Linked DNA regions of Mus musculus: region 1 is linked to region 2. The links are chromatin loops, found by intact Hi-C in ENCODE. Cell type or tissue: left cerebral cortex. All regions are shown on one strand. Links, peaks and the distances in the headings refer to the core of each region. The heading gives the core; the rest is flanking DNA.

Region 1 (6,604 bases), core at 1,605-6,604, 1.3 Mb before region 2:
TTGCCCTATTTCAATTTTTCCATAAATGGAGCAGCAGTCCTCCCAAAACAGACTAAGGAAACAAAGAGCTTTGATACTATGGAAAGCCAAGGCCAGCATTCAAATGCACACAGTAGGGCTCCTTCGTATGAGAGTGGAGTCTGGAGAAGCCAAATGACATGGGCTTGAACTCTGAACACAGATGATCTTCAGTGTGCCCAGTGTGCTCCACCCAGAAAGGGAAGCTCATCTTTCCACTTGCTAAGTTCTGACTCAACTTTTAATGGAAGTTACTCTTCTTCCCTCTTCAGCCCTTCCCTCTGCAACCTCCTGGGCACCAAGTTTTCAACAGTATGTTCCTTCATCAGACCATGCATTTATGACACAGAAGGAACATATCAAAAGACTCAGGTTTAACAGGTATTGATCTGAAAGGCTATTTATTTTGAACATTGACACAGTGAAGACTTGAATGTCTAGAATACAAATAATTCTCTCTTTGAGGGTCCTGAGGAATTACAGCAAGTGGTGTAGAGTAATGAATGTTTGTAATTCACTAGCTGCTATTTTAAGATGCAAAGCACACCATGACATCAGTGATGTTCTTTTGAGTCTCCACGGACAGCCTATTACAATGAAAGCACTTGGGGAAGAACAGAGCACTCCAATATATATTTGTTGAAATTCCAGTGTTTTGACAATGACGATTTAGTAACATTTCATAATGTATAGAATGATGAAAAATACCCCTAGATTGGCTTTAAAAGTACAGGTTTTCTGTATAGAAACTGATCATGAAATTTTAGTAGTAACATTTCTATACCAAAAACTTCTGAATGGCCCTTAACATGGATTTAGTAAACCTTTAAGAAAACAAGCAGTATTTACTCAAATAACACTTTCTCCCTCTGAAAGAGGAAATAGCATTTTAACTGCTTCTTTTCTTTTCTCACTTTCTATCTTCCTTCAGCTCCTAGACAACAAAACAATGGCCCTTTCTTCCTGTGGAAGGGAAAACTCAATAAATACAAATGGCTACGGGGCCTCAGAGCAGAGAAATTATGGCTTTCCAAGAACTTCATTTTTCCCTCATGAAGAAACACATTTGAAAGGGACCTTTCCCAACACACTTTAAAATCAGGCATATTTCAATGAAATTATTCTTTGGGCAATGCTAAACATTGCTGACTGATAAATGAGACCCAAATAATTAAGTTCTGTTCTTTTACAATCGAGATTTAGTGTAGTCATCAATCTGGGGAAGAATTTAGAGTCTGGAGACTTTGGAAGATGAACAAGCTACTAACTGAAATTGGTCATGTGGGGAGGTGGTTAAATGAGTACTCAGCTTAAACATAGCTGTGGATAACTTTCATGTCTTAATCTTCATTAGAACGTCACTGATTCATTGCTCATTTGTTCCCACAATAACTTGGACACAGTGAGAAAACAAGCAAAAGAAAAAAAATAATAATTCAGTGCACCCAAAGAGCATCATGGTGAAAATAAGGTTTAACAGTAGGCTCTAGGAAAAGTTCCTTTTAAATAGGAAAAGCACAAGGAAAGCAATGTTATTATGGAAAGCATGAAGGATATAAACATTAAAAGTGATAGGAATGAGAGAAGGAGAACACACAATACTTTGCATGGGTGTCTGTGGCCTGAGATGCCTGCCCAGGTTTCCAGTGCTATTTATCATCTACCCAATTCACACTTGCAGTCTTAGAATCAGACATACAGCTTTTGTACATTAAGCAACACCCACACTGCTCCACCTATCCCTTCTCCCTCCAAACGCAAAAAAAGCTATATCCAGAGAGATGTTCACATGAGATATTTTTCCCTGGGCTGAACTCCAGGTTTCAGCAGACAATGCACTTAGCAGGTCATGGGCACATTAAATCCAGGGAGAAGCACAGTGGTGTTTCTTAGTAACTACTGATAATCACAACCAACTACAGATACATAATGCATATGCATAAACATGTGTGCATACAGTACTTACATGAAATTATATTTCAATATCTTTTGCTAAGGGATGTGCACATTAGAAAAAGGAGGAAGGAACGCATCCTTAGCTCAGGGACTAAGGCACTGAGATGGTGAACAGGTGAGATCATTGTCATTTCAGTACTGGGGGGAAAGCCAAATAAGGACAAGTATGCTATCGCGAAAGAAAAGGGTTTGCTCAAGATGTCCTGAGCTCCCTAAGGAGAGGAGGAAGAAGAGGCTCCCTCGGCCTCTGTCTCTCAGCCCACTTACATCCATAAATGTTAACATCAATGGGAGCCATGGACTCGAAACCACTGTGTGGGCATATGTACAGAGGAAATTACACTTTGTTTATTAAAGGAGACTCCTCTCCCAGAACCATGCAATCTTACTACTTGAAGGTGCAAAAATGATTGCACATCCATAAAGGGAGAGCTGGAGAGGGTAGGGGGGAAATAAACCCCGCCCAAGAACCTTTAAGGAAATAGGTGCTAGCTGGAGAAAATAGCTAGTTGCCCAAAATGCTTAAAACTCCACTTTCATTATTCTGAAAACAATTTCAGTCCAGGAGGGAGATTCTGCTTCTTAAGCTCCATTCGCTATGCTGGCTGGCAGAATCAGTCAGATCTAAGTTTTGCACTCACGCATGGTCTCTGTTGTTGACTACTCTCGCTCTCTGAACCAAGAAGTCCCTTTCCAAAATGGGTAAGTCCACTCCGACCCTCACTCCTCCAAGTCACCACTTTTATTAACCTGTGAGCTGTGTCTGTGTAGCCGAGCCCGGCCCCAGAACAGTCACCGGGAACAATGAGCCAGAGGAGGGACCCACCCAATGAGCACCTGCTTGCGGGCGCTCAAGCCTGGGCGCTGGGCGCGGGACGCTCAGGGCCTCGGGTTCTGGTTCCCTACCCTGCTCCTCCAGACCCCAAGAAAAGCCTGAAAGCAGGTGGTTACCGGCATCAGACTCGGCGCTCCCAGCTCCCAAGTCAGTCTTGCCTCCCAACACCCACCAGTTAGAGCCTCTGTACCTAAAAAGAACACAAGCCCAGGGGGGGGATACCGGGTGGTCCAGCCACCACCACCCACTGGCCCGGGCTCTGGAACGCACCGACGCCCTGTGGTCCGCACCGAAATTCCCAGGGCTGTGGGGTGGAGAGAGGTGGAGCTCGGAGCCTTAAAGTGGCTTCCTCTGGCCCGCCCCCGGCCTGGCAGGGCTCTGGGATCCGGTAAGACACAAAAGATGGGCAATATCAGAGCCTGCCACTGTGCCGTCGCCGGGGTGAGCGGCGGGGGCCTCGGGCGGGTCCATGCCACCTCTCCCCACTGTCCGTTCCTGCTCCCTGGTCCTAATCCTGGTTCCCTAGTCCCATCCCCTGCTCCCTGGTTCTCATCCCCTCTTTCTAGTTTTCTTCCCAGCTCTTGGGTTCCTATCCCTGATCCCCAGGTTCCGCCCGCTGCGGGAGCATCCCTGGACGCCGCTGAGCCCCGCGCGCTTTCCGGGAGCTCGAGTGGGCAGCGAAAGGCGCGGGTGGCGGAGACGAGAAACACTTACTTGCCGGGAAGGCTGAGCACCTCTTGTTTCTCACTCGTAGGTGTCCAGCTTCGGGGCCCCCGCGAGGTCGCTGGCACAGCTTGGAGCTGGGCACTTGGCGAGCCCGGGACACCCTAGTAGCCGCTCAGCTGCGCGCTGTCAACGCACCAGGCACAACAAGGCACCATCCACAGCCCCAGGCCTCTGTCCCGCTCTCCCACGTCGCCGCTCCAGGCAGACCACACCCTGTCACCCCCGCAGCCCTCCACTCCTGCCTCTTTGACACTTCACCGGTTACTCCGCCGCCCGGCGTCCTCCCACCCCCTTAGCCCACGTGCTTCTGCGCTCGCTCCCGACTCCAACTTCCCCCGCTGGTCCCCGCCCTCCTGGGAACCTCTGGACTCAGGCTGGTAGGTGTTTGGATCTCCCACAAGCCCACCTAGGTCCTCCGATTGATGGTGTCACTGCGATGGTGTCACATACGCTGTGTATAATGTGTGAAGATGTATTTTTTTGTTGAGCCATGCATTACTTTTAATATTAGAGAGGTGTATTTATTCCCAGGTTTTAATCACTGAGCAATCACTGGCCTTGGTAGAGACTATCAGGCCAGCTGTTTCCACTTGCCATTCTAAAGTTCCTGCTTAGCTTGTCATTTCCTATTATCCTAGTATGTATGTATGTATGTATGTATGTATGTATGTATGTATGTATGTATGTATGTATGTATGTATTCTTTTAAAATAAATATCTTATTATTTACTCTTTCTCTTTCCAGCAAAGTTTGAAGTTGTTTTCTGAGGGCTCCCTCCCCCTCGGTCCAGCCACAAAGACTCTAGGAAAAATTTCATCTCTCCCTGTTATAACTCTGTCAGCAGACTCTAGTATAATCCTCAAGATATAGTATATATTCACAAATGCCCCTAAATGCCCTTCAATTATGATGACAAACTTTGGTCATTTTCTATCACACTGAAATGAGGAGTTCAAATACATGCTTGGCTGTATCCCAAACACCAGGTCCTGGAGAAAGCCAGGGACGTTTTACCTTTGGCTGAGTGATTTCTCATTCTATGATGAGGTTTAGCGGGGTTAATAACTGGTGATCACTAAATGTGACACTTTTAAGCTTTCTTTAGAGACTGGACTCTAAGTCTCTCACACATGCCCAATCTGGCCTTTCTTTACACAGTGCTTGAATGTCCACCTGCCCAGCCACAAACTGTTTTGGTACCACCACCACAGAAAGCCACCCAGACTCTTCTTTCTTTAAAATAAAATTACTTTTTTTTTCTTTTACCTCTTCTTATTTTAGTCTCAATCTCTTGACTAAGGGTTTTAAGAAACAAAACAATGATCTCTTAAACATCAGATCTCTGTTGCACCATTTGTCTTAACTCACATATAAAAATGATTTGTTTTTATCTTGCCCCCAGCCATCCACCCCCAGAAAACCTTAATACTTAAGTTTCTCCCTCGAAACTAACAACACTTCATGCTTATTAACCTACAGAGACCATCCATGAATCAGCACTGCTCTAAGCAATCTGCTCATTAGATATTTTATAGATGACACCAGGAGAAGGGGAAGGGACCAAAAATTAACCACCAATTACTACAGCAAGAACCAAGTTCCCAGCAATCTACTTGGTCTTAACCAGCACAGGACATGCCTTACCACAATGTCTTATACTCAATAAGTAATAAATGGTTCAATATAATCCATATGTATTCATCCACATTTAGCTGCATTGCCGGAAACTGAGCAGAAGTCTGAGTGGACTATTGAGACAGAATTGGTCACAGATATTTGCTACCAGGTTACAAACTCTCAGTGATGTCATGGGCACTATCACCTGCATTTAAAACATGGGCTACTCATGATCCATCTTAGCATTTCAGAATGTCTGGTTGGAACAACTCAGCCTTCAGATTTGGATTCAAGGTCCCTCATGATCTGTGAGAGACACCTCTGTTAAACTGATTTTGATTTAGTCCACTGCCAGGCAAAGTTTTGACTTCTGGAAACCTGGCTTCTGGCAATGCAATCTTCAAGTCATAGACAGAGCTGCAGACACCAAAGACAGTCATGTCCCAGTTCCCTGGAACCTGTAAATGTGGCCTATGATGACACATGACTTTGAAGATGTTGTTAAAATTCTTCAGATGGAAAGATTATCTTAGCTTTTGGGGACCCTAAATGAGACCACATGGTTTCAAGAATAGGAGTCAAGAGAAGAGTTAATACAGAAAGGAGCAAAATGTATTTGAAGGCAAGGATTACTGCAATGTAGCCACAAGCCAGCCAGCCACAGAGGACACCAGGAGACAGAAGAGGCATAGAAAAATGAGTCTCTTACACAGATCCTGGGATCTATGTTGGTTTCTATCCAGTGAATGGGATTTTGGAAATATGGCTTCTAGGGCTGCTGTATAGCAGTCTCCTCCAAGATCAAAACATTCAGAAAAGCACCCTAAGTAAGAGATAAGCAACACCGCTCCCACAAAATAGATTCTAGAATTCCCTGATACTAACCAGATTCTCTAGGTCATTCTCTGCCAGACTAAGCAGAGCCCAGGTGCAAAGAAGGCCCTCAGCCAAGAGGAGATGCCTGGTAGAGGTTTAGATGCATGGAGGCACCTGGAAGGACACTCTCCGACTTGAGCTGGCTGCAGACTGTGCAGTGTGCCTGAGTTCCCAGCTTCATGAGATGTTACCCGTGCTGGGATGAGCTGGGGTGAACAGATAGGTGCATTTTATATCCCCAGCAAATGTTTTGTCACATAACAAGGACTAACCCAAAGTAAATTTATAGTACTTTATTATAGCATCTAAAGGAAACAAATTCTGGAATATGGGAGGTGTCTTTACATCTTCATGGGGCAAAGAATCAGAAGATTTCTCAAACAATTAGACATTGTCCTTTTCAGTAGGGGGGGCAACCAGCTATTGAGGGCAGACAAAGGATTGGCTCCCAGACATTGACGAAGGAGTTACATAATATCCTTCTGATCTAGATGTTGCTGTTTTATTTCTTTAAAAAAATACAAATAATTTTATTCAAATATTCAAGTATTTAAATTTTTATATCAGCTATCCAA
Region 2 (8,329 bases), core at 1,286-6,285:
TGTCTACTTGGTGTGTGATATAAGGAATGGGGGGCATCCTGCATTCCAGCCGTTAGCACTGTGTGGGGCACACAAGGGAAGCACAATAACTGAAATTAAAACTGAACTCTGTGAAAGAACTAAAACTATCTCCTAAATGAAGCAAAGGATGGGAGAATGCATGGAGAGTGTTGGCAACGTTAGAGACAACATCCCCTCCATCCCACCTGCTCTTCTGTAGAGTGAGCTGGTATGGTACCACCAAGAGAGAGATCCGGACTCCTGCCTGGACACAAGCAATCCCTGTGATTTCTTGATCAGTAACATACAGCATGAGTGACTGCGCATTTCTGACACAGCCTTCAGCCTTCCTGGGAACTTCTACTCCCTGCCTGTAAGAAGCCAGCCACCAGAAAAACACCCTAAGGATCTTAAGACCAGTGGAGAGGGACTAGAGAATAAGAAGTCGTGTACAGAAGGAAAGACAAAATGCCCCTCTGCCATTTGGCTCACTGGCACCCAGTAACCCAGTCACCAAACTTACTACAGTTCTAAAGGATGCTCAGACTCATCTATAAGTGAATCCCAAATGGGCAGTGATTATGCATAAAGATGATAAAAGTGATCTCCTTTTATCATCTAACTCCAAGAATTAAATGAAGATATCTAGACTCTGTAGAAATTAGTTATGTAATTAATTAGCAATGTCTGCCTAGGACAGGAGTTGAAACACTCCTGACAGGCATTGAAAACTGTATGTGCGACTTCAGGCCATGGTTTCTCATTCACTGTTGCAAAATTGTGTGCCGTCAGTATTTCCTATAAATTTCTTTAAATATAAATTAACATTTGAACACCTACAACTCTTGAACTTTGTTCAAATCTATTTCCATGAACTACACATTTCCTTTCTTTTTAAATATTGTTTTTATTCTAAGTGTATGAGGGAAACTTTGCCTGCACGTGTGTGTATGCTGACCATGGAAGTCATAAGGGGTGCTGGATCGGGAGTTACAGGTGGTTGCGAACTACCATGTTTGTGCTGGGTTCAAGTCTGAGTCCTCAGAAAAAATAAGTTTTGTTTTGTTTTGCTTTGTCTACTAAGCCATCTCTCTAACCCCCACAGATATTTTGCAGACCAGCTAGAAAATGAAGAAACTGATTTTAAGTAAGGCTTATGACCATAAATCCATCAATAAAAAAAAATGGCTGAATCAGACTTAACTTCAAGCCACAAGAGCTTCTTATATACATTCATGAAAAATTCACACACACACACACACAATTAATTTTTTAATTTTGTATTTCATTAACTGTGAAATCATAAGTATAAGTTAAAATTTTTTAGCAACGCAGTCATTCATCTAATTAAAGTACACACAAAACCCTACACATATAAAAATACAGTTCTCTCATTCAAGAGAGAACATGCCAGAGGTCCCTTCCTCCACACCCCAACCTGAACCATCTCAGCTGCTCTGAAATCTAGAGGGCTCAGTCTAGAGCCAAATGGAAACCTCTGCTATCCCTTGGAGCCTTATGCTGTTACAGCAGCGTACTGTGATCAATTAACCAATCTTATTCAGTTCCATGATCCCAGTTATCTTACAAACCAACCCCATCCCCTTATCTAGGCACGAGGCATCTATCCCACCAAGAGGATTCATCCCACACAAGGGCAAAACCAAATGAAATGGTCAAATTCTTGGCTTTTGCCTTCAAGAGGTAAAGTTCAGGTTGGATTGTTCTGCCTGATTAATATCAGACCATGCACAGTGCAGCAAAATTGAATCAGAACCATCAGTGGCTTGGCTTAAGACAAATTATTTAGGATCAGCTCTCCGTCTTTTAGCAACATCCTCAGAACATACCAGTGAAGGTCAATAGGCAGAAGAGAAAATGGATAGCTTACGCTTTTAAATGCTTAGCTTATATATCAGTCTGTTACAGCTGTCATAACAAACTACTGAAGTCTTGACTCAACAATAGAAATTTATTGCACTGGGGTCTGGAAACCAGGAGTTCAAGATCAAGGTGTTAGCAGATTCAGTTGCTGCTAAGGCATCTCTCTTTGGCTTGCAGATGGCTGACCTTTCTCTGTCTTCATTGGTTCCCTTCTCTGTGTGTATACACCCCTAGTGTTTCTCCCTCTTCTAATGGCAACAGGCACATTGGACTAGGACCCCATTATTACAACATCTTTAACCTTCATTTCCTCCTCAAAGGCCTCATCTCCAAATATAGTCCCATTGGGTGCTAAGATTCAGTTCCTAACATCCTAAGGTCCTATTTAAATTTTACTGACTAGAAGACACCTAATTGATAAGAGGTTCTAAAACCCTTCAGCTCCAAGTGTACCTGGAAGGAGAGAAGAATCAGGCAAGAACAATCACTTGCCATCTCAGCCTCAGAAGGCAAGACAAGAAGATGAAAAAAAAAAAAAAAAAAAAAAAGAAGATGGAGAACAACAAATAACCTGTGACTGGGCACACAGTCCTCACACTCCCCATCCTATGGTGATAGAGAAGGCAGAACAAAAGGCACTGGGGGAAATTGGTAAACGGCACTCATCTGGTGGCACCAGGTAGACTAGACACGGAAGACAGCATCCAGGGATGTTCTCGCCTGCTTTACCTGTGTTTGGGCAATGATCCCCAGCTCTGGGGAGACGGAAATGGAAACTGAGTCAGCTATGAAAGTCCCCATCCCTTCCCATGTGGGAGCTCCAACAGCTGGTGTTTAGGAGCCATGTGTAGGTACTGTTACCTTCTGGAATCTGGATAGAATCTATATCCATCAGTGGCCAACATATTGCACACTGCCCATCCCAAAGGTCTTGTGCCCACAGTTGGTAATTATCTGGCTACTCCAATAGGAGAAACACACACACACACACACACACATACACACACACACACACACACACACACACACACACACACACACACAAAATTTCCTAACAACTGAGGGAGAAAAAGAACCTTCATCAGCCGTTCTCCTCATCCATGGGACTGAATGGAACGGCTCAAGATTTCCCCACAGGCCAGAGGGAAAGTAAATTACTCTCATATATTAAGAGGCACCAAACTAACAATTGTCAACTCTAGAAATGCCACAGAGCCATCTACTGGTTATCAGTAAGGAAACAAACAAAAGTGTTCATCTGAAAACAGTGAATATGGGGGAAAACCAAAAATAAATTCAACCCTAATAACTTCATTATAGAAATGTGATGGGAAGTGTCACCTCATTCCCTTCGCCACTAGGAAATCTATGAGACATTGAAAGTCAGCCGTGCCTTTAGTAAATGTGGTTAGGGAATTTGAATTGTATCTGTCCAGGAGGTCATTAAGGTCCCATTCTCTCCATTCCACACGTTCACATCCTATGCACATAAAACACAGATTCACTTTATGAAATCTGAAACACGCAAGTTTAATTAAGGAATCTGAAATCCCACAGTGTGGCTGACAAATGATACAGTTAGCGCCCAATTTTCTGCTATTAAGTGGATCGGCACTACAGCCACAGAGCTTGGCAACAAAGAAAATTTCCCAGAGACCTGGGTTAGGGACCAGGTGCGGGTAATAAAGGCCCCACTCAAGCAGGGGCCTGCTTTTAACAGCAAACTGAATTCAGAAAGTGATCGAAAATAGCAAGTAGCCTTGAAGCCTACAAGCCAATCCCTCACCCCCCAACCCAAACCAAACCCACATATACACAGGCCCAAAGCGCGATGCTAATGTGGTTTATGCTTCCAAGTACAAAACCAAGAAAGGCCTCCCAAGCAAAGAAATGCTCTAAGAAACACCTTGGGGTCATTTTCATAGCTTATGGGCAGAATTCCAAAGCCCAGTCCAGGACATGATCCAGCCTGCGGTGAAATGCTACATTTGAGCACAGAACGGCTGACCTTCCGTTTAGGGTCAGAAATCGGCTAATCTGTTTCTCAGACTTGCTTTGCAGAAGCTGAGCAGATAGGATGAAATTTAACTGAAAAGATGCCAGACGCCTTGTCTTCCTTCCCCTGGAAATCTTAAAAGTTGCCTGGAAGACCATGCGCCGAGCTCACAGCGCCACCTACAGCTCTCTAGGCGCAACTCATCACGGCCCTGTTCAAAGGCTGTCCTGGAGAGCGGAGAGCCTCTTAATCTTAAGATTAACAGGTATTATGTTTATTTGGGGATGTGTGAGGGTGGAGAACACCGCACGAAGGAGGCTTTGTCGCTGATGGGTTATATGCCTGATTGATTATATAGTTTGGGGAATTTGTTAACAGCTTCTAAACACATGGTGGTTTTTCCTCCAAGACCTGTTTCAAGAAGTCACCAAGATATACAATCAATCAGACATGATTGTCAAGAGCATTTGACATTGAAATATGATGTGTAACAAGCAGTCGTTCATCTCCTTCGCTGAAATTACTAAAGAAGCTCTGAGGTATAGAATGAATCCTCAACATTGCAGAAGGTGGAGTTGGGTGTGGTCACAGCTGAGAGCTCTGAAAAGGACTCTGCAGTCACCTTCCCACCAGTTCCTCCTCCGTCTGAAGACTACCCTCACTGGGATTTGAGTGAGTGTGTGTGTGTGTGTGTGTGTGTGTTGTTGTTGGTATGTGAGTGTGTGTTTTGGGGAGTGTGTGTTTTGGGAGTTTGTGTGTATGTGTGTGTTGTTGTGTACTGTTGTGTGTGTTGTCAAACTGTACAAGCTCCTACTATTAAGCCCAGAGGGAGAGAGAAGATCAAAAGAAGAAAAGGAACACAAAGAGGAATTCCTGCCTTTCAGAATGTGTACTGCCAAGCCTTATCCTGTCACTGCACTATAATCAAACTGTAATGCACAGACCCCTGTTTTCTATCAACTCTTACTTGCTCAGAGAAGGAAAAGATCTGAATCAGTCAAAGAAGACTTCATAATGAGTGGAAAATCTGACTTCAGGTTAAAGCTCAAATGTCAAAGGAGAATAATCATGCAGCCACCAGAAGAGATGATATAAGCAAAGTTGTGGAGGTGGAGAAGTGCTAGCTGCGTGCTATGTAAAACAGTGCACACACACACACACACACACACACCAGTCAGAGGCACAGGTGTGATCACACACTGCTCTGCTCTGTCCCCCTCGTATGTTCTTCGCACATTTACCATCACCTGATTTGCATGTGTCTGCACACTCACTTTCTCCCTCCCCGTGGCAAGCTACACAGGAGCAGGATTGTGCTGCTGTTCTTATGCTCGCTGATCTTCTCAGTGGCCAGCTCAGGGGATGGTACTCTAATTTCTAGATAAAGTCTAATTTCTTCTATGGAAGAGAGTTGGAGGGGAAAGTGGGAGGAAGCAAAGGCCTTAGACATCCTCCAAGAAACAGGAGTCATTCAAGTAGATGGCCTAGAGGGGTGGATCCCTGACGCTGGACAAGAAGACTGGGACAATTCTGTTTCCTCCCAGCTACTCAAAAAATAATAACAGTGGCTATGCCTAGGCTGTCAATGCTTAATTGTATGACTGGATATGAAAGAAACAATTGCTCTATGTCACATGCTGATAGTGATGGGTCATACCCTCCAGTAAAATGTAATTCTGAGATCTTAAAGACATGGACAAATTAATGAGCATAAGTCTAGAATGTCCTCTGTCTGAAAGTGTGGAAGTGCTCACAAAACAATGGACACCTGTCAAAAGGACCTGAAACCATCCTGAAAGGGGTACCACTAGCCAAACTTTGAAATGTTAAACTTTAAAGGAAACAGTGATAGTGATGGTTTACCCATTACATAGAGTAAAAATCCATGAGACATTGAAGAAACAGGCTAATCAAGAGATGCTAGGGGAGAGCTCTTCTTCCCAGTGAGTGCCAACTAACAAGTGCAGATGGAATGATGGGAAGAGGAAACCACCCTCTGAAGCCATCATAAAGGAAGTCTCCAGCAATTGATAAGGCTGGTGAATATAGAGCCACACACATCCGTGATCACAATGGGGAAAAAGTGACCCCAGTGAAGAAATGTAATAGAATCCAATTGACTAAGTGCCACGGTGAGAACCAAGGGAGGGGTTGGCATCGTGTGCCTCCCAGTGTGAGCACAGTGACTCCTAAGAATACACAGCTAGCACTAGCCACAGGGGTCTGTCTACCTGGCAGGCCCAGGTAGGCCTTCAGAACGAAAGGCCATTATTCTAAGCTTTTCTAGACCATGCAAGAAATGCTGAGGAGACTTTCCAGGCTGCAGGAAACTAAGGAGATGGGACAACTAACCAAGGAAATGGGGTGCTTGATCTTATACCAGAATGGCAAACATGCCATTGTTGGGAAAGTTGTGTCTACTGATATGAAGACTAGATGGTTGTGGATAGTCTTGGAGCAGAGATGATTAAGACATGGAGTGTTCTAAAACAAGGTAAAACACTGTCCTGCTTGTTGAAGGAAGTAAACAATGAAAAGCTTCAGGGAGTCCTTGGTCCTGACCAGATTCACTGGGGCCCTCCATCTCCAAGCTTCTCTCAGCACTACATGCTCAGACTCCCAGACAAGCTGAGATGCCTGGAAGAAGCAGAGAGCTACAGAGCTTCCAAGAGGACACTCTTCAACCTGTTGGGCTGCCTGCAGAATGTGCAGTAAACTCCAGGTCTCCAGCTTTCATGCTGGGGTGGCCTTTTGGTGATTAGCTGTCTGAGTCATTTCTGCTCTGGTAAGTAACCCCTCACCCATATTCCTGTAAATAACCTGAATAAAACTCACTGGTTGGACCTTGGCAGTATCCTTACTTTGGTCTGTCTTTGGTTCCTAGCCAGAGTAAGTAGGCATTTGTTCATGTCACCCCAGGAATGGTATCACACAACAGATGGAAACATACCAGCATTGTTTATTGTTTTGTTCAAAGGACTGTATGGTAGTTATTTAGAAATTTTGCCTACTCAGGAATGCCTACCTGGCATATTTAAAAAGAATGCAGCATTATGTCTGAAGTTTGCCCTAACATATCTCATTTTAAAACAATAATAATAATAACTATATATAATAACAAGGCTTTATTTTAATTATAGAAGATAGTATATGAAGTCACCTTGCACATGGTCAATCCACACTACCAGTTAGTTATCTCTTCCAAAGAGAGGAAGAAAATGCTAAGGCTTGAGTCTGTTTCTCTTTCCATCATAAGAAGGTGAAGCTCTTGTGATGACCAAGTCCCACTGTCTGGTTAGTAGTAATTACAACAGCTACCTAGCAACATGCAAGTACAATGATAGTTCTTTCCAAATGCCCCGGCACTTTGGGAGCCATAATCTACCTCATTTACCCCCATAGCACTCCAATGAAATAAGCAATTATCATTATTATTGCTGGTATTTGTATGTTATTGTTATGGTTGTTATCTTGATGAAATGGCAGTGCTGGGACCTCAGAGTAGTGCTAAATAAATAATAATTAAAATGATGCTTCACCTTTGCAGACAGAGAAACAAACTCGTACTCATATACCTACAAACTGCGCACCCTGATATTCTCTGGACCACAGAGGCCTCTCCCGTGCCTAAAGGAAAATTCTAGAACTTTGTACACATACAATTTAGAACAGGTCCTCCTGACGTCCACAGTCCAAGGAGTAGGCTATGTGACTTTCAGTACAGGGGTCAACCATCTAGTTTCTACTCTACATTTTCACCCATGCTATCCTTTTTTCTGGAACCTTCTTCCAATATAGTACAGTTACCTGTACTGGCTGGTTTTGTATCAACTTGACACAAGTTGGACTTATCACAGAGAAAGGAGCTTCAGGTGAGGAAATGCCGCCATGAGATCCAGCTGTAAGGCATTTTCTCAATTAGTGATCAAGGGGAGAGGACCCCTTGCAGGTGGTACCATCTCTGGGCTGGTAGTCTTGGGGGTCTATAAGAAAGCAAGCTGAGCAAGCCAGGGGAAGCAAGCCCATAAGTAACATCCCTCCATGGCCTGTGCATCAGCTCCTGGGTCCAAGTTCCTGACCTGCTTGAGTTCCAGGCCTGACTTTCTTTAGGATGAACTGCAGTGTGGAAGTGCAAGCTGAATAAACCCTTTCCTCCTCTACTTGCTTCTTAGTCGTGATGTTTTGTACAGGAATAGAAACCCTGACTAAGACAGTTACCCAAGAACAAGTTCTTGAGCTGAAGTTAGCAAACATAGTTCTGGCAACCAGAAAGCAGTGTGCAAACAGAGTGTAGTGCAGACCGTGAAGTTGGTTTAAACAGTTCTTCCATAAGTAACAATCTCTGAACCCAAGACATTTCACAGTGGTTTATCAAGAGTAAGGGTTAAAAAGAGGCAAGGGATTTAGTGACCCTGGACAATCAGTGTTTATCAGGGCTTCACTGATGTA

The links. A loop is a pair of places that touch in the nucleus more often than their neighbours do. Peaks named below come from ENCODE experiments on the same cell type or tissue, not always from the same donor. Only the 100,000 strongest peaks of a DNase experiment are listed, where the experiment ranks them.
Region 1: it touches region 2 in a loop (4-fold over the local background); 5 of 42 quality-filtered maps call a loop at or near these places.

What each region holds. Positions count from the first base shown.
Region 1 is chr2:124,087,181-124,093,784 of GRCm38, reverse strand. It overlaps a transcript of Sema6d not described here. Among named protein-coding and RNA genes, the nearest start is that of 4930517E11Rik, 39 kb to the left of the region's middle. In left cerebral cortex, for the core only: no CTCF peak of the experiment used is centred there; DNase peaks (open chromatin) are centred at 2,940, 3,152, 3,501, 3,751 and 2 more places; H3K4me3 peaks cover 2,476 bases; H3K27ac peaks cover 1,922 bases.
Region 2 is chr2:122,821,246-122,829,574 of GRCm38, reverse strand. No RefSeq gene overlaps it. Among named protein-coding and RNA genes, the nearest start is that of Sqor, 60 kb to the right of the region's middle. In left cerebral cortex, for the core only: CTCF peaks have their summits at 3,108 (motif pointing left), 3,865 and 4,077 (motif pointing left); a DNase peak (open chromatin) is centred at 4,036.